Regions from separate parts of the Homo sapiens genome. Here region 2 is linked to region 1. A link is a loop called in an ENCODE intact Hi-C map of the cell type or tissue named here. Cell type or tissue: Caco-2. All regions are shown on one strand. Links, peaks and the distances in the headings refer to the core of each region. The heading gives the core; the rest is flanking DNA.

Region 1 (11,194 bases), core at 2,207-10,206:
TCAAGATTAAAACTCATTTTCAGGGTAGTTTGATTATTAAAATATATTTTCTCTGTCACACAGGTAATAGGTACTTATGAAATTTTGGTGTAAAGGAATAAATGAATGATAATAATTATATTGTAATTGAGTACTTCCTATAGCTTTGCATATGCCTACTCTTTTAATCCCCATAATGATCCAATGAGTAAGTGCTGTTATTACTATTATTTAATAGAATATTGAACTTCATAGTAATCCCATATTTTAAATGGTATGATGGGAATTTATATATATCACTTTAACTTACCCCAAGCCTTATCCCTTAACATATAAATAAATGAAGTATAGAATTATAATTTATTGGTGATTGCTCTAAAAAGATTTCTAGTTACTCTTATCTTGAAATTCTGAACTAGGTATATGTGGATATTACTAGTATCTTTTGATTTACACCCCTGTTATCCTTTTAGGAATTTTCCTGGGTTATTTGTCCACTACATCTATTTTTAGAAAGAACATAAAGTTACAAGGAACTCTGAATCCCACTGTATATTTTCTTTGATTAGAGGCAAAAGTACTACAGTGGTTCCAAATATAAGCAACTCTTAAATTTCTTTTCAAATTGCTCATCGCTTCCTATGTGGAGCATAGTCAAGTACATCTGGAATTCAAGTATTTTCATATGGCATTGTGATTGTTACTCTTAATGTTCCTTCCTCTAAGAACTTTCTTTTGTACCTCAAGAGTTTAAAAAAATCAAAATATACAAAGTCATTCAGTAGACTGACTATTATTCCAGTAGTCAGTGTATTAAAAGTCTCTAAAGGCCCATTAAGGTATCAGACTAGACTGGCTCCAGACCTGCCATTGTCTATTTTGGTTCAATAATGATTATACACATGTAATTGACTGAGACTATATCAGACTCATAAGTCACATTGTAGATGGAAAAAATGCAATCAATGTATACAATAGACTATAATTACAAGCCAATTCAATGCAGTGGATTTGATAAACTTTTTTGTAAGTTATAAATATTTGAACAATGGGGCAAAAGACTGTTTTATCAAGGACAACATAGTTAGAGGAAGAGCAGTTAGTATAGGTTCCAACTTCTTCAAAACAGGGAGACTTGAATGTCATTCTAAAGGTGGTTCACCACATGATCCCAGAATGGCCTAAAAGAATTTCCCTAAAAGGCTCTCATTATAGAATAGCACTCATTTATTATGATAATATCATTACCATAAGTTTGAAACAAGTATTCTTCATAATTTTATAAATATATAGCATATTTGTCACTCACTCATGGATTAAGAATGTGCATGAAATATAATTCCTATAACATTAAGCACTTATGCATTATTTTAAATGGCAACAGATTATTATTGATAATAGCGAGAATCAAAATATACTGACAGGTACTTAATTCAGATTCCAGTTATTTCTTGTGGAAATAAATTTTTCTTTGAATCAAATAGAAGAAAACAGCACTTTTAAAAAGGAGTAGGAGTCACAAGTTACCAGCAAGTACCTCCACTGGGATTGTCTGTGGGTAACTGCATTTTATGCTCTTGTTGGTGGATGGAACTGTCCATGTGGTGTTTTTTTTTTTTTTGGTGTTTTTCGTATTTCTTTATAACTTGAATTTTCAAGAAGTCTATCCATGTATATGTATGAATTCATAATACTAAATTTTAAATAGCCATTCTAATAATAACTTTTCTCTAAGCAATAACTTAAATAGTTAGCAACATGCTTATCTTCCTTTTGTCCAACACAGTGATGTGGTTTGGCTGTGTCCACACCGAAAAGTCATCTTGAATTGTAGCTCCCATAATTCTTACATGCTGTGGGATGGACCTGCTGGGAGATAACTGAATACTGGGGGCGGTTTCCCCCATACTGTTCTCATGGTAGTGAATAAGTCCCACGAGATCTGACGGTTTTATCAGGGGAAACCCCTTTCACTTGGCTCTCATTCTCTCTTGCCTGCCACCATGTAAGTCATGCCTTTTGTCTTCTGCCACGATTGTGAGGCGTCCCTAGCCATGTGGAACTGTAAGTCCATTAAACGTCTTTTTCTTCATAAATTACCCAGTCTCAGGTATGTCTTTATCAGCAATGTGAAAACAGACTAATACACACAGTGTCAACTGTTTATGAACCTTAATTATGTCTACAAAATCCCTTTTGACAAACAATGTAACATAACCATGGGAGTGATACTTCATCACATTCCTGGGTCCACCCACTATTACTGGGATAGGATTACACAGAGTTTGTATATCAGGAGGAAGCCATCATGTGGTCCATCCTAGAGTTCTAACTGCCACATAGGTATATGAAAGATGCTTATTATTCACAAAAATTATAAATAGCATACTTTCTATGTAGGCACAATGGATGGTTTAAAATATTTTCTGATATTTTGGCATATTAAATTCTACAAACATTTTATTATTGTAGAACATGTTCATAAATCATAATTTTAAATTATTGACAATGATAGTTATTCTGCTTAGTTAAGTACTCTGAAGATATAAATAGATCATTTACTTTTTCAGAAAGACTTGAAGGGAAGACTTCTTAATGCAAAGTATCTTTTTCCTCCAAGGATAGTGCAAGGCATGCAATGTATAATAATTCACTTAATGTTTGATTGATTCTTCCCATGAAGTTAAGATGTGATACAGTCCTTTTCCAACATGAAGCACAAGGCAAGAGCAAGTTGAATAGATGACAAAGGAGAGAAATCAAAAAAAGAAGATGTTATGCTCTGTTACTAAAATACTGTATTGTGAACATATTGTAATCAAATATAATTAGAAAAATATTCCCAAAGTAAAATTATAAATTATTGTTGGCTTGTCTAAAATACAATTACAATCCAAACAAGAGAATCAAGTATTTACACTAATCTAAATACCATTTCAATTTTACCTTACAAATATCTCAAGCTGATTAATAGAATTAACTGTTAACAAAGACACATTTTCCTATATTTTCTGGCCATTTGAATTGTTTCTGTTACATTATCCTTAGTCTTTTTCTATGAAAATAACAACAATGACAACCCTGGGCTTGGGGCTTTAATTTGGCAAGCCCACCGGCAGCATGCTGTTGCACTGCTCAAACTCTGTGTTTTCTAATCCAGCACCAACCGAACCTGGTAGCAAGCAGGAAGTCAATCAGAGGTGATGCGTGGCGATGATAGTGACCATGCTTGCAAAGCTGCTGGTAAAGTCAGATTGCTTTCCCTGCTAACCCAAGATATTCTTTCATATGTGGAAATTTACCCAAATAAAATGAAACATGTATTTGCCTGTTTTGATTTTCTTTTTTTATCTTGTGGTTATATGATTGGCAGTTGGAACTATTTATTGACTTTTTATCTTTTTAGTGATTCCCACAATCCTTTCCTCAATCAAGTTGATAGAGCCTTGGGTTTTTTTTTAGGTGAGTGAATAGAGAAAAGGCTATATGCTGAAATACCATAAAATATAACCGCGTTCAAGAAAATCCATTGCTGTTTTTTAACCATTACCGCATGGGCAAAACATTTCCTCAATGCTCACTTTCCCCCCCTTTCTCTTTCTAAATATCTTCTGTTTGACATATGTATGTGTACACATATTATACCAAAGTAGATATACAGTAAATAGTTATAAATGTAGACAACAAAAAAATGGGACATTCAAACTAGTCACAGGACAAGAGCACAATGTACATTAGGAATTTATACTAACAAATTCAAGAAATACTTACTGAGTGGTAAACTTGTTTCAGGTGCTATATTAGATATTACGGGTAAAAATTATAAATAAGATCCATCCTCTGCTCATAAAGGACCTTATCAGCCTAAAATCACTCTAGTGCAGAATATAGTCAAGTTAACCCTGACTATAAAAATGAAAATTTCAGGAGAAATGCCTAGTTCTAGGGTAACTTCTTGTAATATGGCAACATACAGGAGGTAATTCGGTTTTAAGGGAAAGTCAGATAAAGCTTTCTGAATGAAATAAGACTTAACTGCTGTAATGTTTTAGACATTTCCTAAAAATAAAATATAGAAACTACAACCATCACTAGCATGTGTCCTGGGTTTATGTAGCAAATTTAAAAACAACATATGCAGATTACTTTCTTCCAGTGTATTCAAATAACTAACAAATGGCCCTATTCTTGTTGATATTCAAGACAGAATACTAAGTGTACTAGTATTTGATTCTCTAGATCCTTTGATTAAGGTAGACAGGCAGATCACATAGTGCAAAGTCACCACAAACAGTGAACAGTTAGGGGTCATGAGGGGGTGATGGCCTTGAGGCTGCTCTGCTAGTCTTCAAATCTTTGAGGGTGACAGTGTCTTTGATCTGTCTGCCTTTTAAACAAGGAAACCTGGAAATATCTCAAATGACCATTTGATCTGTTTCTGGTGGGGAAGGTAGTCTTCCAGCTGCCGCCCTCAAACATGCTGTGCTCTCTCCACTAACTAAACACCGGGCTTTCATGTTGGAGAAAAACCAGGCTTCTAGCCACATAGAGCACTAAAGAAAGGGCTGATGAATATGGCCAGTGATTGGAGTGTCAGCCAGGCTGCAGTGCCTAACTGTGACCTACACCCGCAGACGGGTGGCTGCGGGGACTGCAGAGCCGCTGAATATGTGGACACATCCCTAACAGGGAGAACAAGAAGGCTCTGCCGCTAAGAGGAAGGGCGTTCAGGAAGAAGTCGTGGTAAGAGCAGTCTCAGCTTAGGAAGATGCCAGGCTCTCCTGATTTAAAGGGTAAGAAGCCCAACCATGCCATGAATGGTGAACACTGAACGAAGCACAAGCAGAGACTGAGGCTCAGAGTCCAAACCATGAGGCAGAAAATGAACCCATCCTAATGGAAAGCAGAGCACAGAGCAGATGGCCAGAGGAGGAAACGTGGGGGTTTCAGGTCTGAAACATCTTCCTAGTAAAAATCTATGAGTAACCTGCTTTAGTTAACATGACTTGTGAGACAAAAGAGAAAAAAGAAGAAAAGAGAAGGTATCAAAATAGTAGGGTATTTTAATTTTCAGATTATTGTAAATGTAAATCTCAGAACACTGCAAATCTCAGCATATGACTTTTAGCAACATTTATATCCATTTAACCATCAATTCATTTATTCAATAGAACTGTTGACTCCTTATTTTCAACCTACTGTATTGGGTACTCCATATACAAAGATGAATAAGAAACAGGTCTTGCCCCCTAGGAACAGTCTAGAGAGGGCAAAAGATATGTGAACACAAAGAGGTTTCTGTCCTTAGTATTTTTAAACTCTCCAACTATTATTAAGTCACCAGTATTCACCTTAAATAATGAAGCATTTTAATAAAATAACTGCGTATCTTTACTGTAAACCAGTCTTCTCAGGAAGTGCAAAATGAAATACAACGGTATAAATACTTTTGCGTAAGCTGAAAGAATGACATAAGGAACAATATTATTCACAAGGTACCATTTCTATTACGTAACAGAAAGGTGCTGGATATGTAGATGGAGGGAAACATCTCATTTTCTTGATCCAATAAAATCGATTTGGAAACTATTGATACTGAACCACACCACAAGACTCACTCAAAAGCTCTGTATTGTTTTACTTTTAAAGGAAAAATATTTGGTGAAGGCTAAGTTGGCATGCTGGGAGGAGTTGGAACAAGAGCATCATTGGCAGGCTGCATAATAATGAATTGGTTCCTACAGAAATGAAATTGCTACTGCTGTTTTTGCCATCTACAATTAAAAATGACAAGTATTGAGAACAGCGTCATTAAGAAGAGTCTGATTAGAGAAGTTTCCAAGCTTTAGGAATTGTTATTGGATGGTATCCTGGTTGGTATACGAAAGGCTTTTTTTAAGTCAGAAAAGTAGGAGCATCTAAAATAGAGCTATTTTAAATTCCTTAACTTAAGAACATAATCACAGGGATTTATGCATTATCAACAAGAATGCATAATTAAATAGAGGATAACATTTTACCGATGATAATTTCCGAACATCATAGATTGCTTAATTATAAATAATTTCATATCTATTTGTAACCAAAATGGCTTTTGAGAATTATTTGTATGATTTTTGTAAACAAATCACTGTCTTATTTTCTTATCATGAGCATGAAAAAAGTTTCTAATAGGCTTTTGTTTCAACCTGAGGGTGTATTCCCACCTATACCTCATGTAAGTTTTGAAACTTTATGAAAAATCATAATTCTTTCCCATTTTCAGAACTTAGAACATTTACTAGTTTTTAGAACGGTATTAGGTGCTACATTTTCACTTTGGGCTAAATAAGTGAACCTGAAGATCAAATGTTCAAATAAAATACGACAAGTGGGTGTTAAATAATGAAAAAGATATTCTTGTGGAGCTTTTCACAGAGAGATGATCCAGGCTGAACGTGTGTCCCCAGTGATGGTGAGAACCGTGGGACTGCTGCCTAACATCTGCAGGGTGTCATAAAAAGCCTCACTAAGGCGCATCGTTCCAAATGAATACCGTATGGGTCACTTGCAGGCTATGTTAAGTAAACAATAAAAAATTTAAAACAAACAGCCACAAAGACAGAGGAATGCTGAGGAAGGGAAGCAGATGAGTTATTTTGAAGAGACTCCTAACATGACTAATCCCTGCCAGGGGATAGCCTCTCAAGGTATATTGCAGCCAGTCCCTCCCATCTCTAAAGTAGGAACAAAAGAAGTGCAATCATCAAAACCATCGTGTTGACATACTTGAAGTGGAAAATTATCCAAATTATCTAATGTTGTAAGGGGAGGTTAGAATATGTAGTCTCTAAAGTCACTTTGAACTTGACAAGTATTTGAATCATTGTGTTATGCTACAATATCGTGTAGGGTTCACAAAATGTCCTAGCTCCTCTGGAGGTGTTTCTTTTCTTCCATGTAGGAAGAAAGCCAAATAGTCTTTCTCCCAGTGCCATCCTTTCTGAACAGATTTGGTGGTTCTTTAAGGTAGATTTGCCCATCATTTTGGGTAACATATGGGGTGCGTAAAAATGAATAGAGAATATTCAGTAGCTTATTTTAGGATCTACAGCAATTTGTATCCTAGAAATTAGAAAAGCTAATGATGACAAAATACACAGATGGATCCAAAGCAGTCAGGTTAAAAAAAAGTTTGGATTTGCACATGCTATTTCATTTCTAATTTCAGGACTGGTATTACAAACAAGCAATTTCCCCAGTGACCTTTCTCCTTTCTGCACTCCTGCCCGGGCCTTGGAACATGTTTTCTATCTTCACCAATATTCAGAGCTTTTCTTTGCCATACTTTGACTGTAGAGATTTTCTGCCCATTATCTTACCCTATGCTTTCCAAGGTATATAGCGACAAGCTAGTCAAGTAAACCTGGTCATTCTGATGAGCCTGTATACTGGCAACAGCAATAAGTATGTGTTTCAATCATATGTTTTTAATGCTGAAGTCTTCAGCCCAGAGAAAAAGGAGAGGGATTTTGAAGATCTCCAAGTAAGTATGACAATGTATAATTGTCTAAGCAAAATCCCTGCAAATGACAAGGTTCTGACATCCTTAGCTTAGTGAAAATTTTAATTAATTCATTTAATAAACATTCATAGAGTACCTACTCATAGAGTCACACAATGTCATAGTTTGGGGATACTGCCTTACCCAAAATAGGCAAAAATCCTGGCCGTTGCGGAGCTTAAAATCTAGTGAAGGTAACAGACAATAAACAAGACTTCTAAAAGCAGATAATCAACATATATGAAACTACATATAAACTTCACATACATTTGGACAGTAATTAAGAGATAAATTATGATGCTTGTAACTTTTTAAATCAATCTTTAATTAAAGGAATAAATACCCTCAATTCCATTTTCCCCTGTTTAACATTATTAGAAGCAGAGCAAGAGGAGCAAATGTTGGTAGTAAAACTCCAAGTGTTTAGAAAACATATCCCAGCATTTGAAGACATTAATTAATTAATTAATGCTATAGTTGTTCAGTACCAGCTACTATCTGCCAGGTTCTATGCTTGAGTTGAGCTATGGACATAGGGTGAATACGAGAAAAAAAAAATCCCAGGCCTCAAAGGAGATACTCATTGTTTTACTTTTAAAAGCCATTCATAAATCACATTATAGTGTTATTGAAGTGACCAGAGATATTTTCTTTCTTAAGAAAGATGGTGATTTTAAGGTGTGTCCATATTTCTTTGATACGACGTCATTTAGCCATTCAAGAGGTGGAGTCTAACTTCATTCCCATTGGGTGTGGCCTGGATCTAGTGACTCACTACTAATGGTGTGCAGCTTTAGAGAGTGGGTAATAAAGGGTACTGTGGCTTCCTGCTTGCACCTTGCTCTGTGTTAGATCATTTGCTCCATGGAAGCCAGCTGTCATGTAATGATGACACTCGAGCCATGATGAGAAACTGAGGCCTCCTGCCAACAGCCACAGGACTGACACAACTTGGGAGCAGATCCTCCAGCCCTGGTCAAGCTTTCAGATGGCTCTGGCCCCTGCTGACAGGTTAACTGCTCTCTAATGAGAGATTCTGAGCTAGAGCCAACTATCTAAGCTACTCCTAGATTCCCCACCCTCAGAACCAGTGTTGAAATGACCAATGTTTTTGTTTTAAGCTGCTAAATGTTGGGGTAATTTGTTACGCAGCAATAGATAATGAATGCAATCACTTTTTTTGGAAGATAGAGAAGGAATAGAACAACAGGAAATGCAATCAGTGTGTGTGTGCAGAGGGAGAGAGAGAAACATATAAAGATCAACCCACAGATAAAAACAGAGAGAGAGAATGGGGCTGGGAGAAGCAGGCACAACCCTTGCAGCATGCATATATTTTCTTTTCACATTATCACTGGAAGTTACAATCATCATTATGTGGCAACATTTTCTGTAGTTAATGAAAATTACTACATGGATTCCAAAGATAAGAAATAAGAGCGTGAAATTATTTGAAAGGTAAATGATGCCCTGTGTCTGCATAGTCACTGCATAAAAGTATTGATTCCAGGAAAGTCTCTTAGGAAGGGTCAATACAGTTAGCCCTTGAACAATGCTGGGCTTAGGGGGCACCAACCCTTCACATAGCCAAAAATCTGAGAATAAATTTTCATTCTCCAAATCTTAACTACTAATAGCCTACTGGTGACTGGAAGCCTTACCAATAACATAAACAGTCAATTAACACATATATTGTATGTTATATATACTTTATACTGTATTTTTACAATAAGGAAAGCTAGAGAAAAGAAAATATTATTAAGAGCATCATAAGGAAGAGAAAATATCTTTACTACTCATTAATAGGTAGTGGATCATCATAAAGGTCTTCATTCTCATTTTCTTCATGTGGCTGAGGAGCAGGAGGATGAGGAGGGGTTGGTCTTGTAGTCTCTCAAGGGTGGTGGCAGAGGTGGAGGAAGTGAAAGGGAGGCAGGAGAGGAAGGCATACTTGGCGGACTTTACTGAAATACATCATAATATCTGTTTTTTGGGTTTTTTTTTTTTTTGTTTTTTCATTTCTTTAAAACTTTTGTATAAAGTACCAATCTTCCTTCCACCATTTGCTTTAGTTTCATATCACATAAAGATCCATGTTGTAAAAGAAGTGAAAAGCAGCCTTGAATAATCAGAACCCTTCTGCTAGATTGTCTAATATCAACTTATTTTCTGGTACTGCTTCTTCTCTGTCTTTTTTTATTATCTGGCACTGGTTTGGAAGTGCTCATCTCCATCAAGTCCTCTTCTGTTAGTTTCTCTGGCATGGTGGCTATTAGCTATTGAATTTCTCCAAGATCTATATCTTGAAATGCTTTACCCTCCATCTTTTTTGCTATATCCATAATATCTTTCATCATTTCCTTGATTAGCTCTGTCATAAATTCCGTGAAGTCATGTACAACATCTGGGCACAGTTTTCTCCAGCAGGAATTTACTGTTTGAGGCTTGATGGCTCTCAGGATTTTTTCTATAACAATGATGGCATATTCAATGGTGTAATTCTTCCAAACCTTTATAATGTTCTCTCTATGGAGGTTCTCTTCCATATCATTGACAATCTTTACCATAGAGGACTATGTTTAATGAGCCTTAAAGGTCTTAATGACACCTGATCTAGAGACTGAATTACAGATGTTGTGTTTGGGGGCAAGTTGACCACTTTGACACCTTCGGTGTTGAACTTATGGGGTTCTGGGTGGCCAGCAACATTGTTCAATAAAAAAAGAACTTTAAAAGGCAGTCCCTTTTTGGCAAGGTACTTCCTGACTTTAGGGACAAAGCATCAGTGAAACCAATTCACAAAAGGGGTTCTCTTTGCTCAGGCATTATTGTTTACAAACAAAAGACTGTCAGCTGATGTTTTTCTTTTTCCTTCAAGGATCAGGGGTTAACTGCTTTATAGATAAGGGCAGTTCCAGTCATAACCCTGACTGCATTTGCGTGAAAAACTGGAGTTAGCCTATTCCTCCCTCCCTTAATTGCTGGAGCTCACTTCTCTTCCTTACCAGTAAATTTCTTTTGCGGCATTTCTTCGTTCCCAGACTAGGTCACTTTTGCCTGCATTAAAAACTTGTTCAGGCAGATATTGTTTCTTCTCAATGATTTTCTTAATGGAGTCTGGACACTGTTGCCACCTGGTCAACTGAAGCTGCTTCTCCTGTTATCTTGACATTTAAAATCTTTCTAAAATTATCGAACCATCCTTTGCTGGTATTAAATTCTTCAGCTTCAGATCTTTCACCTTCCTTTTGGTTTAGGTTGTCATACAATGTCTTCATTTTTTTCTCAAATCATATGTGAGTCAAAAGTATGCCTTTCTTATAATAACCCTGCACCCACATAAAGGCTGCATTTTCAGTACAAGATAAAAATGTATTTTGCAAAAAGTACAAGGTTTTCATGCCTGCTAGCATAACTGCAGTGACGGTTTCACATATTTCCTTTCTTTTTTTTTACAATCGTCCTTAAACTGTATTCATTTATCTTGAAATGATGGGAAATTGCAGCTGCAGGCCTCAAGCTATGGTATATATCATGCAAGTCAACTATTCCTTGTAATGTCATGACTTTTTTTCTGCTTCTTGGGAGCACTTTCAGCATTACTAGTGGCACTTCATGTAGGTCCCATGGTGTTAATCAAAGTTTACTGTATTGCACTAAACAAGAAAATAA
Region 2 (11,194 bases), core at 1,159-9,158, 56 kb before region 1:
AACTGGAATCTGCTGGGAGAAGAACATTTGAAGAAACAGCCTGAGCAAACTCATGTTGGTAGAGCAATCTCGGGCATGTTCTTGAACAGGACAGGTGAGCTGGAACCCCGCTGCTGCTCAGTAGCTGGGAGTCACACTTGGGAACCAGCTCAGTGTGGAGATGACAAGAAGGCTTTTCATTTGATAGACAGCAGGAGGCCACTGAAAGTTTCATTTCAGGGAAGTCAATAGTACTCAATAAATACCTGCTAATACTTTCACTTTATTTCTGCTACTTTTCAAAACCTTGCCCCACTTTGGGAGCCATTGTAAATATTTTAAATATAATACCTTTATTATTGAAATAAAATAAATAGATGTTTTCCATATTCGTAGCAGCTACAGATGGATTACCATTTCCCAAGTGCATCTCCTCTGGTCTTTGTCCATCTCTATCTGGCTTACTCATCCACTGCACAGTTCTTCGGTGCTCTGTGGATCTTGTTCAATCCTTGTTTCAAGAATTTGCTTTAGGTCATAATTAAAGTAACACTGATATGTTTCCTCAGTAGTGTCTCTTGAATAATCTTTTACAATTCTCTCTTGTAATCAATAGGAGGGTATTTCCGAAGAGGCCAGTGTGGCTCACAGATGGATCGTTTTCCAGCCATTGAAAGCTACCTTGGGGGAAGGAAACTACTTAGCCTCCTGTGTGGTGAGTACATTAGACATACATAACACAATAATTAAATTGATGAACAGTCAATAGACTCTAAAGGCCTGGGAGGGAAAAACCAAAAAGCATGTAAACTTTCTTCTCTTCCATTTTTTTTGAAAAGAATCGCTTTTATTTTATATCACCAATGGACAAAAAACATAAATTAATAATGCAACTGTATACAATTCTTAAGCCATTTATAATTGCTGCTTATTTTCACAACGTTCTTGGGGAGAGGTCCAGGTATATCCCACATTTCAGTTAGATCTAACCATCAAAGGGAAATAGAATATTTTTGGACAAAACTACCCAAAGTATGTCAGAAACAAAAGTAGCCCTGAGTTATTTTGATTAGCTGCTGGTATTGATGAAACTCATTTCATTTCTGAAAGTACTGGATTAAAAAAAAATCAGCACCCAGGTATCGCTCTCCCTTTTTAAAAGCATTATAAGGTCAGGAAAATCATATTCCAAGGCCATAATGATATGCAATGAAGAGAACCAAAGTGGAGCCAGGGTTCTAGGCCAAAGCCCATGGATATAAATAGTTTTTTGCCTGTTACTATTCAACTGTATAATAATGGGCCACATACGTTCTCTGGGACACTTGTTTTCTCATTTATTAAATGAGTGTTGGCAGGGAGAATTCATCTTAATGATCTCTAAGAGTGCTACTGATGTGGACAGGACACAGGGAAATACAGATACAAGAGGGTGGTTCTCTGGCAAAGGCTTCACCCTCAAGCCTGTATATCTGCGGCCCTAAATGAGAACAGGAATTTCTGGTTTTGTACCCAAAAAGTTGCCATTTGGCCCACCATGCCCTCTATCCTGCACCCATATAAACCCTGAACCCCAAACTTCGGAGCAGAGCAGCAAGCCAGCAGATCAGCAGATGGATGGTGGAACAACGTGGCAGAGAAAGGGAGAAAAGGAGGAAGATCTGAACGCCGAGAGGAGTCTGGCTGGGGGCAGTTGAAGAGGAGTTTAGCCAGTGGGAGGCCCGACTCCTGTGGGGGATCACTTTCCCACTCCATGCCCCCCTTCCAGCTTCCCATCCATCCTGCTGAAATCTACCTCCACTGCTCAATAAAACCTTGCATTCATTCTTCGAGTGTGTGACCCGAATCTTCCGGGATGCTGGACAAGAGCTTGGGGTACAGAAAGCATCATATTGGCCCTCTGCTCTTGCAAAAAGGCAGAGCGTCCATTGAGCCCGTTAACATTCAAGCCATCTGAGGACAGCAAAGGTGAAAGAGCTTTGTAACTCTCGGGTTGCAGGCACCCACCCCTAGACACTACTGCAGAGCTGGAGCCCAAAGTACTCGCCCCGGCCTCTACATGTGCCCATCTGCATACTCCCCCTCACGGAAGGGGTTTGAGTGGTGGGAGCACTGAACAGGTGAGCCACACCTCTGTCACACGTCTTGTGGCCCTGTGAGGGGAATCAAAGAGCTCTTCCTTTTCACTATAAGCTCTAAAGCTCTATGAGACAGTTAGTCTGTTATTCTATCATTCCAGTGATCCTCAGGGGGATGACCTGGGTGGTTATCATCAGCTGCTTCATGATCTTTTCCTCCTTGCTAGTTGCTGCGAACCCAAAACAACCTGTGCCTATATTAAGCGCAAAGAAAATCCTTGAAATCTCAACATTTAAGAAATATAAGGGGTTTATTAAGAGATCTGAGCTGACTCCTCATTTTAGATGAGGAAGTAGAAGCAAATAAAAGTTACATGAACTGCCCAGGTCATATATTTGCCATGGACAGAACCGAAGTCCAGGTCTCCTGTTTTATTGCTGCGTGCCTGAACTTCCCACACGTTAGCTGTGTGTGCACCAGGCTCACAATTTCTGATATATTTTCTCACTGCCTTTACTATTATTTGTGAATATTTTCTTTGAAATGTATTAATGTTTTTACTGAGCACATTTATTATAAGAGGAAACTGTATGTCATCACAGTAAATGGAAATCAGAATCAACTGTCATCAATAGGTTACCATAATGTGAAATGAACATACAACTCTGTTTCATCATTTACTTAGATTCTTTTGCTTGCCAGAGGCCAGGGGTCCAAGGCGTCTCTGTTTGTTAAAAATGAAGATTAACAAATGTTAGGAGTTTTCCGTGGCACTAGCAAAAAATTGAGATCACTGCTTTAATGTCACGAGGACTGAAAAAAACAGGAACAAATCGACTTTTATGCTAGGTAAAGGTATGATTTCAATATTTCTTGACTCCTCAATACCATGACTTCTCACTTCATCCTGACATGAAAAACCAAATTACTGGTCCTGTTTCCCATGTCCCTGCTTTTCAGTGTTCTGCTTCCCATCTGTAGCAGTGCTTCATCTGCACTAATGTTGGGTTGGGTGAGCAGTGCCCTCCCCTCCAGTTAATGTTCTGCATTATACAGCATGGGCTTCCTGGAGATGGTGCCATGATCCATAGGTACCGTGGCAGGATTTTCAAAGACCTTGACATCATCTGAAAAGTTATTGTTTGATTCCATTAGGTCCATCCCTGATTTCATTTCTCTAAAATGAAACCTGACAACTGTAGTTTAGGCAGGGCTTATATGGGATGCAACTAGGGCAGACTTGATTCACAGTCCAAATTTATCAGTACATGGCAAAAAAATAGGTTGTATAACAAAACTAGGTCAAAACCCCTGATTTCTTTCACCGTCAGTCCCTTAAGCCACTCTACTTCATTAACAACGTTTACTCATTCTTTATTTCCAAGTTTAAATTTCTGAGTATAATTTATAGAGCAAATCAAAGACTGAGAAATAAGTGCATTATATGCTTCTGGAGAATTAAATTCAGATTCAAATCTTAAGGTTTCAAAATGTTAAGAAAAAGCAATTTATATATTTTTCAAAAGCTAGTTCACTTCAAACTATATTTTCAACAATTTCATGATTTAAAAATATGCTCACTCAAAAATGCAAACATTTGCCTTTAAAATCAAAATAATTCAGTGGTTATAGATGGCAAACTTAACAGACATAATGTTAAATGGACATTTTTAGGGGCTTCAAGAAGGAGGTATAAGTTATTGATTATACAAAAATGATTGTACTTTGCTCCTGAAATCCCCAATTCCAGTGAAGAAATAGAAAAGCTACAAACACTAGAACAAAGAGAATGGGAGAGTAGACAATAGCAGATTAAGGTTGTCAAAAACACTGAATATGAAAATAAGATGAGTTATTAAAAGCTAAAGTTTTAGATTATAAAGCTCTTATCTAGAATTTTATATGCAGCACAGTATCGATTGACTATATGAAGAGAATAAAGGTGTTTTTTGGGATACGAGGGCACTAAAATTTTACCTACTTATTCATTTTGAGGAAGATGCTAAAGGGTATGTTTCACCAGCTGTGGGGAGTAAAACATACAATGGGATGTGAGGAATTTCAAGCGGGAGGGTGTACAGTAAAAGTGAGAGGGTAGAGGCAGGGCAGTGGGCAGAGAAATCGCAGGTGGACACCTCACTTGTTCAACATTCCTGAAGCTAAAACCAATCATGCTCAGCTGAGACAAAGGGCAGGGGTCTCCAGAAGGATTGCATCCAAAGAGAAACAGACAAATTACATGATGTGTGTAGTTTTTCTGGAATTTTATGGAAGCACTTAGGGATACATTAATTTTAGTATGTAGAAATCTAAGGATGAGGAGAGAGAGAGAGGCACAAAGAGACAAGTTATTAACTTCAATTAAAACAAGAAGTCATACAAGAAAGTAAATAAATTAATATGATGATTCACCTTCAAATAACATTTGTACAACCAAGAGGCTGTAAACACTTAATGCTAATTTATCCAAAAGGCGTTATATTACTGTATTGGGCAGCTAGGAGAGGGGAGCATATGGAATGGAAAAAGGGCTCATAACAGGGTGAAATTGCAATTTGCAATAGTTGAAAGTCAATCACAGATGGCTAAAAATGTTAAGAATAATAGAATAAACACTTTACTTAGGAATACCTGGGTAAAAACCAGAAGAAATGATTAGAGTCAAAAGTAAGTGGGTTGCTCAGCAGTTAGTAAGGAATTATTTGGCTTTTTAAAATGTCATGTTTTACTATTATGGTAAAAATATATTACACATTTACTTAATCTATAAATTAAAGTAATTCCATTATGTTGTTAATGTATTGTTAAATACATTCATTTTAAAATAAATTGTTAATTCAATAAAGACTTCAAAGCAGATTTTTATAAAAATTGAATACAAAATGCAGCAAGCATATTTCATTGTCATAGGATATTCAGATGCTTCTGAAATATCTAATCTACTATGTGCTTTAAATGGCTGGAAGTATTTTTGAGACTTCTGTGAAATGAAAATACTTCTGATTGTCTAGCTAAAATTCTCTGTCTATAAGATACCAAAATTTTTCACCTGCAACTTTCCTTTTCTGTTCTGTATCACATAAATGCATTCAGTCTGTTTTCATTAGTGCTTTTGTCTTTGGAGTCAATCATTCTAAATATAAAATATTAAAACATGATGAACTATAGAATCTTTTTGAATTGCTCATCTTCTGTATGTTAGATTTCTAAGGGAAATCTTCCTCTCTCAATAGTAAAGCATTTGTTACCAAGTATTAAAAAGCAGCACAGTCAGTATTATTTGATATATACTAACTGAACACTGAACCGTTTAATAAGAAAGAGAATCAAGTTTGGCCTTTCAATACACTGAAATATTTGTGCTTAGGGCACTGAAATATTTCTAATATAAAAATGTGTAAAAATTTATTTCTGGGTTTACATTATACACAAGAGAGCAGAAAATATATACAAGAGAGATTTTTAAAGACAGAAAGACATTTCTCTTCAAATATGAGATAAGGGTGATCTACAGCATGTAAGTATAACCTTAAGTATAACATGGAATAACCTTCCTGAAGATTAGAGGGTTGAGAATAATACCCCCTTTCACTTGGGAGCCTATGATTTGACTCACACCCACATCATTTAGAGAAATGAACAGACTGAGATAGCCAATGCTAGCAGAGCTACCCATGATCCGAATTTACAAAGAGGCAGGTGAAGTACACAGTTTGACAAGTTAGTTTTTTTAAATAACAATTGACTTATATTCTAGATTATTTGATTCTCTTATTTCAAGCCACTGTCAATGCTTTATCCTCACATAGTTCAAAACGCTTTGCAAGAACTTTCCTATCTATCAGATTAGTTCCACCTCACACAATCATTAGGAGGTTAAATAACAAGCATTACTATTCTCATTCCAATGACAAAAAAGACTCAAAGGAGGTAAATGACTTCTTTGCTCTTTGTTTATCTTTAGGAAAAAAAATGAAAATATGACTCAGGACTCTTGTATTTCCTGTCTAATCTTTGCACTCTCATCCATCACTCCCAACCTGCAGACATCAAACAGTTCAAGGGACTCAGGATAAGGTTAAAATGTCCACATTCTTAACTCCAAATTCAAATCCAGCATTATCTTCAGAAGGAATCAAGAATATATCCTACACATATGTATAACTCTATTTTTCAAATGTGCATTAATGTTGCTCTGATGAATAAAATACACACTTGTGTAAAAGCTTTCTATTGCATTCACAATTGCCTTTTATCTTTATGTATCCTCAAATCAATGGATATTAAAAGTACAACTACTTAGTGAAGGTGGGCACAATTTTTTGGTACTGAAAAAAAATATCCTCTATGAGTCCAGTTGGGGGATATGTCTCTTGGACAGGCCCTCATTGACCAGGCAAACTAAATCAAGCACCCACTCTGCCCACCATTCCCTATCTCAGTCCTTTCTCCTCTTCATTGCATTCACAAGCATTCTATCTATTTCTTGACTTGTTTGAGGATCTGCTCTGCTCCATTCCTCACCTGTCACAAGAGGCTAATGTCTGTCAGGGCATAAGCAGTGCTGCTCTTGTATGCCTCTATGTGCGCCTAGGGCTGGCCTGACATCAATGAGGGGCTTTGTGTAGCTCAGCTGACTTAACGTTAAACCAATGTTTCCACACCCAATCTCCCAGTGGGCTGATGGCTCTACCCTCTTATAGTAGATGATCACAGTGTAAGCAGAAAATCAACCATGGCAATGAAAATAGTGACTGCTAGTGATTTTGGGGTGTTTAGCATGCCATGTTAGTACCTTACTATGTATTATATAATACTTGTACCCCAGCCTGTAAGGAGGGTATTACTCCTTCTTCTTTGCAGATGACACCGCTGATTTTCAGAGAAGTTAGGCACTGTTGTCCTGGACTGATGCACCTCTTAATTATATCTGCATGTTCCTAAAACCAGCCCTAATCCACTGGGTTGTAATGTCCCTGTACCACTCTAAATGCATGATACCTCCTACTAGGTCCCAGTCTCATTAATGAAAAGAAAAAAGGAAAAAAGACAAATGGATTTCACCCAAGGGGTTACCTGCCTTCTCTTACTTATGCACATTTATTTAAGACTCCACCTCTTCTTTAGAATTCAACAGATGTTTCAGCGTTCACTAAAATACCCCATTATTTTTCAGTGAGGAAGAGAAGAGGGTGGAGTCAGAGATGCTCACAAAGGGAAGTTTGTGATGCTGAATCAGACTCAGAGCTGAAGTGCAGGCAAAAGATGCTGCTACCGCCCAGAGCAGAATGAAAGAGCCACTTTGTTAGTACTGGGGGAGAGTGTTAGGGGATGCAGCGTTTAGCTAGAAGAAAGTCAAGCCTCAGGCAGAAATCAGGGCAATTATTGAACAGATCTGGGGGCATCACATTCACTCTGAACACTAGAGATGATGGCCTTCTGCTCAGAAGCAAATGACAGCATTCAAATGTGGATCCTACCCCAATCAAGCCCCCACCCTGCTCGCCCAGTGTACAGAATCAAAGGGAGTTGGACACTCAGCCTAGCTCTGCCTCAGGGTTGACAAATGTGAGATCAGCCCCTCCTCACCACCACCTGGTTCCCTCTGGACCTTCTAATGGTTTGGAGGGCAGAGGAATAATGTAATTTGTCAGGAAAGGGACAAATGCTGCAATAACAATGTCCACCTAAACTGGCAAATGCTTGGTTTAATTGTCTCTACAAGTCAACCTAGCAGGAGTTCAGCAGGGGAAGCTGATGATCCAAAAGAAATTATTTTCTTATCTGTTATTGAAAATTTCAAAGAAAACACATGCCACAGCCCCTCGGGACAAACCAGAGAATGACCAGGACAGGGAAGATGGATGTCTTCCAATGTCTTGGCATATCTAACTTTAAGATATTGAGTATACTATCATAACTTTCTGCCTGAAACGTCTTTATTAGAGGAACAAGATTTATGTTTTTGGTCTAGGGGGCAAAAAAAACCCTCAGATGTCCACAAAGGATCCTCTGTAAGTCACTCAGCCTATCTGATTAGGGGTACATAGTGCAGAATTTTAAAGAGAAAGTTATCTTCTTTTGGGTGGCCACATTTCCCAACCTTGCAATTTACTTTATCCATTCCCTTGAGCTTTCTGGCACATTATGTTACTTTTTTGGTTTCTTTTAGAAGTTCCTGCAGGAAATAGTAACTCTCTGGTTTCCTGATTTTCAAAAATGAATGTTCACATATGTTTAGCATCAGGCTGTTTTGTATCCAACCGTAAATCTGCACACTACAGGAAAAGTGCATGTATTTTAAATAATTCACATACTGCAGTACAAACTTGCATTTCACTGGAGGAAATTAGGCAGATTAGAAATTCATAAATTGGATCGCAATCTCTTTTCTTTGTAAATTTAAAATCATACTAGTTGGCTAAGTGATATTTAGGAGAATACAGTTAATTATTAACTTGAAACTTTTCTGATGGATTTCAGCAGGGGTAACTGGATCTCAGACTAGTCATTGTGTTCCCTCCAACCGGCCCTCTCCTGCCTGTATCCACTGCTACTGTCTTCGTTAAGGACCTTCTCATTTCTTGCCTAACAACTGCCAGAGTCTCCTAAGTGGCCTTCCCTGGCCTCTTGTCATCACTCTCTCCCACCACTTCTCCATAATGCTGTGGAATGTTTTTTTTTTTTTTTCCTAAAACCTAATTCTAGTCATGTCAGTGTCTGCTTTAAATCTGACCTATTTCTTTACAATATAAATGCCCACTTCCTGGTTGGCATAGTGTCCTGCGTGAGCTTCTTCATCTCATCTCTGGTCATTACTCCTCTCTTCCTCAACACTCACATTCAAGTCATGCCAACTGACTTGTAATTCTCCAGAGTGTGCTGCTTTAAGCCTTTTAATGTTCGTACCTGTTTCTCCATCTTCTCCAAACTACCCTTCTCAATCCTCTTCACCACGTTAATATCGCTCCACACAAAATTCCAATCTCATATTAATATTGTATTTTCCATGAAGAATGTGCCCCCTGAACACCTTCTGTGTGGCACAGCTGTGCCAGGGGAGGTTTCCAAGGACCCTGCTTTTCTTTTCTCACACTTGATGGCAATCTCATGTTAGGTCCCCTCCAATCCTAGACTGGAAGCTCCTTGAAGGAACTGACCTTTATCTTGAGGTTGTTTTTCAAGTATTGAGAGCTGTGCCTGACACAGAATCATGGACACTCGATAGATGTTTGTTGGATAAATGAATATATTAAGAATACACTGAGAAGTCACCAGATTTGGTATGATATGAGAAACAGTGTGAAGTCAATTGTCTCCCCCACAAAAAAATTACTGATGCCTGAAAATCTACCATTTACAATTTATTTCATACATGATTTATTGCCTTATTCATGTAAGACAATTAATATGTAAATATTCTTGTGAGAGTTAACACAATGAGTCACCAACTGACCCTGAAGTAGTTTTTGGGTTCCCGCTGTCAACAGAAAGAATGGGAGAGCATACGTTGCAAGAAATAGGTGGTAAGAGAAAGGCCAGGTAGCAAAAGGGTGAGGCTGGCATGGACAGGAACAGTAGAGAAGGATTAAAGCAACTTTGTCAGCTTCCTAATTTTCCCTGGCATGAGTACTTACTTTCCATCTACATACCCAGGATTCTCTCTCGACTTCCTTCACTTCTGCGAATTGAACAAAAGTCAAGAGGGAAATTTTTTATTTCACAGGTACAAAACATATTGGTAAGCAAAGAATGAATCCCATGTGACCCTCTGATAAACTCACCTTCCCTCTTTACCACACTCAGTTCCCCAAACTCATATGCCAAAGCCCTTGCCACATTCCAACCTCCTGATTTACAGCTTTCCTTGATTTGTTGGAGTTATAATTTGCTTTCATAATCCTGAGGCAAACCCTGGTCAGTTTTCTGCAGTGGCCTCTCCTCCTCTGCTTCCAGGATCTCTCATAGCACTGTAAATGCAACGCAAGCAGGATTTTCCTAGCTCTCTGGAGATGCCCACAAGAGTGCTGACCTATATTTCCCTGCTGCCTCCTCAGCCTTGCTTTCTCAAGGCCCACCCATGGTGGGGCCTGGCTGCCAGCAATCTCCTACAGAAGGCCAAACTCCCTTTCAGAATTGCCATTCATCAAGCTCATCATCCAGGCATCATCTAACATCTAATTATTCTGATTATGCCACATTTGTATGGAGGGTCTTATTACCTTTGCACTTTATTGAATATAATACGATTCAGAATAATCAACTGAATTCATCTTCCCAGTGGTGGAAATGAAGGTTTGAAAGCTACACAGACTGCGGAAAGTGTTTTCTGGGACTGTGTTCTACCTCATTTTTGTTCCTTTCCAAATAATAACACTTGTTCATTAAAAACATGTTTCTCTCAACTAGTTGAAACCATTTCCGCGTAGCCTATTTGCAAGTCCCTGCAACAGCCAAGAAAGCAGAAGAACATAAATATTCTATAGCAGCTACCTGGGTCATCTGGCTACACAGCTCCCTACTGCACACCCTGCAAATGTACAGGTGTCAAATTAGCTGCAGAACAGCTCCCTGGTTGTCCTTTTCTATGCAAGAGACAGCCTGCAAATGGGAAGGTTGTGTCTTTACCATCAAAGAAAAGCTGTTCCATAATTTGCACTCAGATCCAAATGCAGAGCCAAATATGTCAGTATCTTATTAAATAGTGGAGGCACATGGGCAACTACCAATTTCTCTTTGATCAGATGTATGTGTTACCCCCAAATATCACACCAGGTTAATTTATTCAATAGCTCAAATGGTTGGTAAGTAAATCTGAAATTAAGGAGAGGTTCTTTTATCAGATATTTGGAATCCCCTTAAATTTCCTGTTGCAGTTTCTGCCCTTTCCTTCCCCTTTTCCCCACCTCCCCCCCACAAAAAATAGGTCTGGTAGAGAGAGAAAGTTACCAAAAAAGAGCAGATAAGAAAAAAGAAGATGGAGGGTCATACTGACGAAGAAATTAAGCAAGGGTCCAAGGGTCTACACTTCCTACAAAGGCCACTCTATGCTGCCAACACCTCCCGGGTGGCTTGCCAGTGTCCCCAGACACAAGCTGAGTAGGCCACTCGGGTGGCTTTCCTGTGAAGCCTGTCA

Evidence for each region. Peaks named below come from ENCODE experiments on the same cell type or tissue, not always from the same donor. Only the 100,000 strongest peaks of a DNase experiment are listed, where the experiment ranks them.
Region 2: it touches region 1 in a loop (8-fold over the local background); 1 of 110 quality-filtered maps calls a loop at or near these places.

The regions. Positions count from the first base shown.
Region 1 is chr4:95,458,612-95,469,805 of GRCh38, forward strand. The region is part of intron 1 of UNC5C (unc-5 netrin receptor C); the gene reads right to left. Among named protein-coding and RNA genes, the nearest start is that of UNC5C, 85 kb to the right of the region's middle. In Caco-2, for the core only: no CTCF peak of the experiment used is centred there; a DNase peak (open chromatin) is centred at 6,520.
Region 2 is chr4:95,403,251-95,414,444 of GRCh38, forward strand. The region is part of intron 1 of UNC5C (unc-5 netrin receptor C); the gene reads right to left. LOC124900736 (a long non-coding RNA gene) reads left to right here. Exons shown (of 3, transcript XR_007058194.1): 2 at 596-694. Among named protein-coding and RNA genes, the nearest start is that of UNC5C, 140 kb to the right of the region's middle. In Caco-2, for the core only: no CTCF peak of the experiment used is centred there; a DNase peak (open chromatin) is centred at 6,101.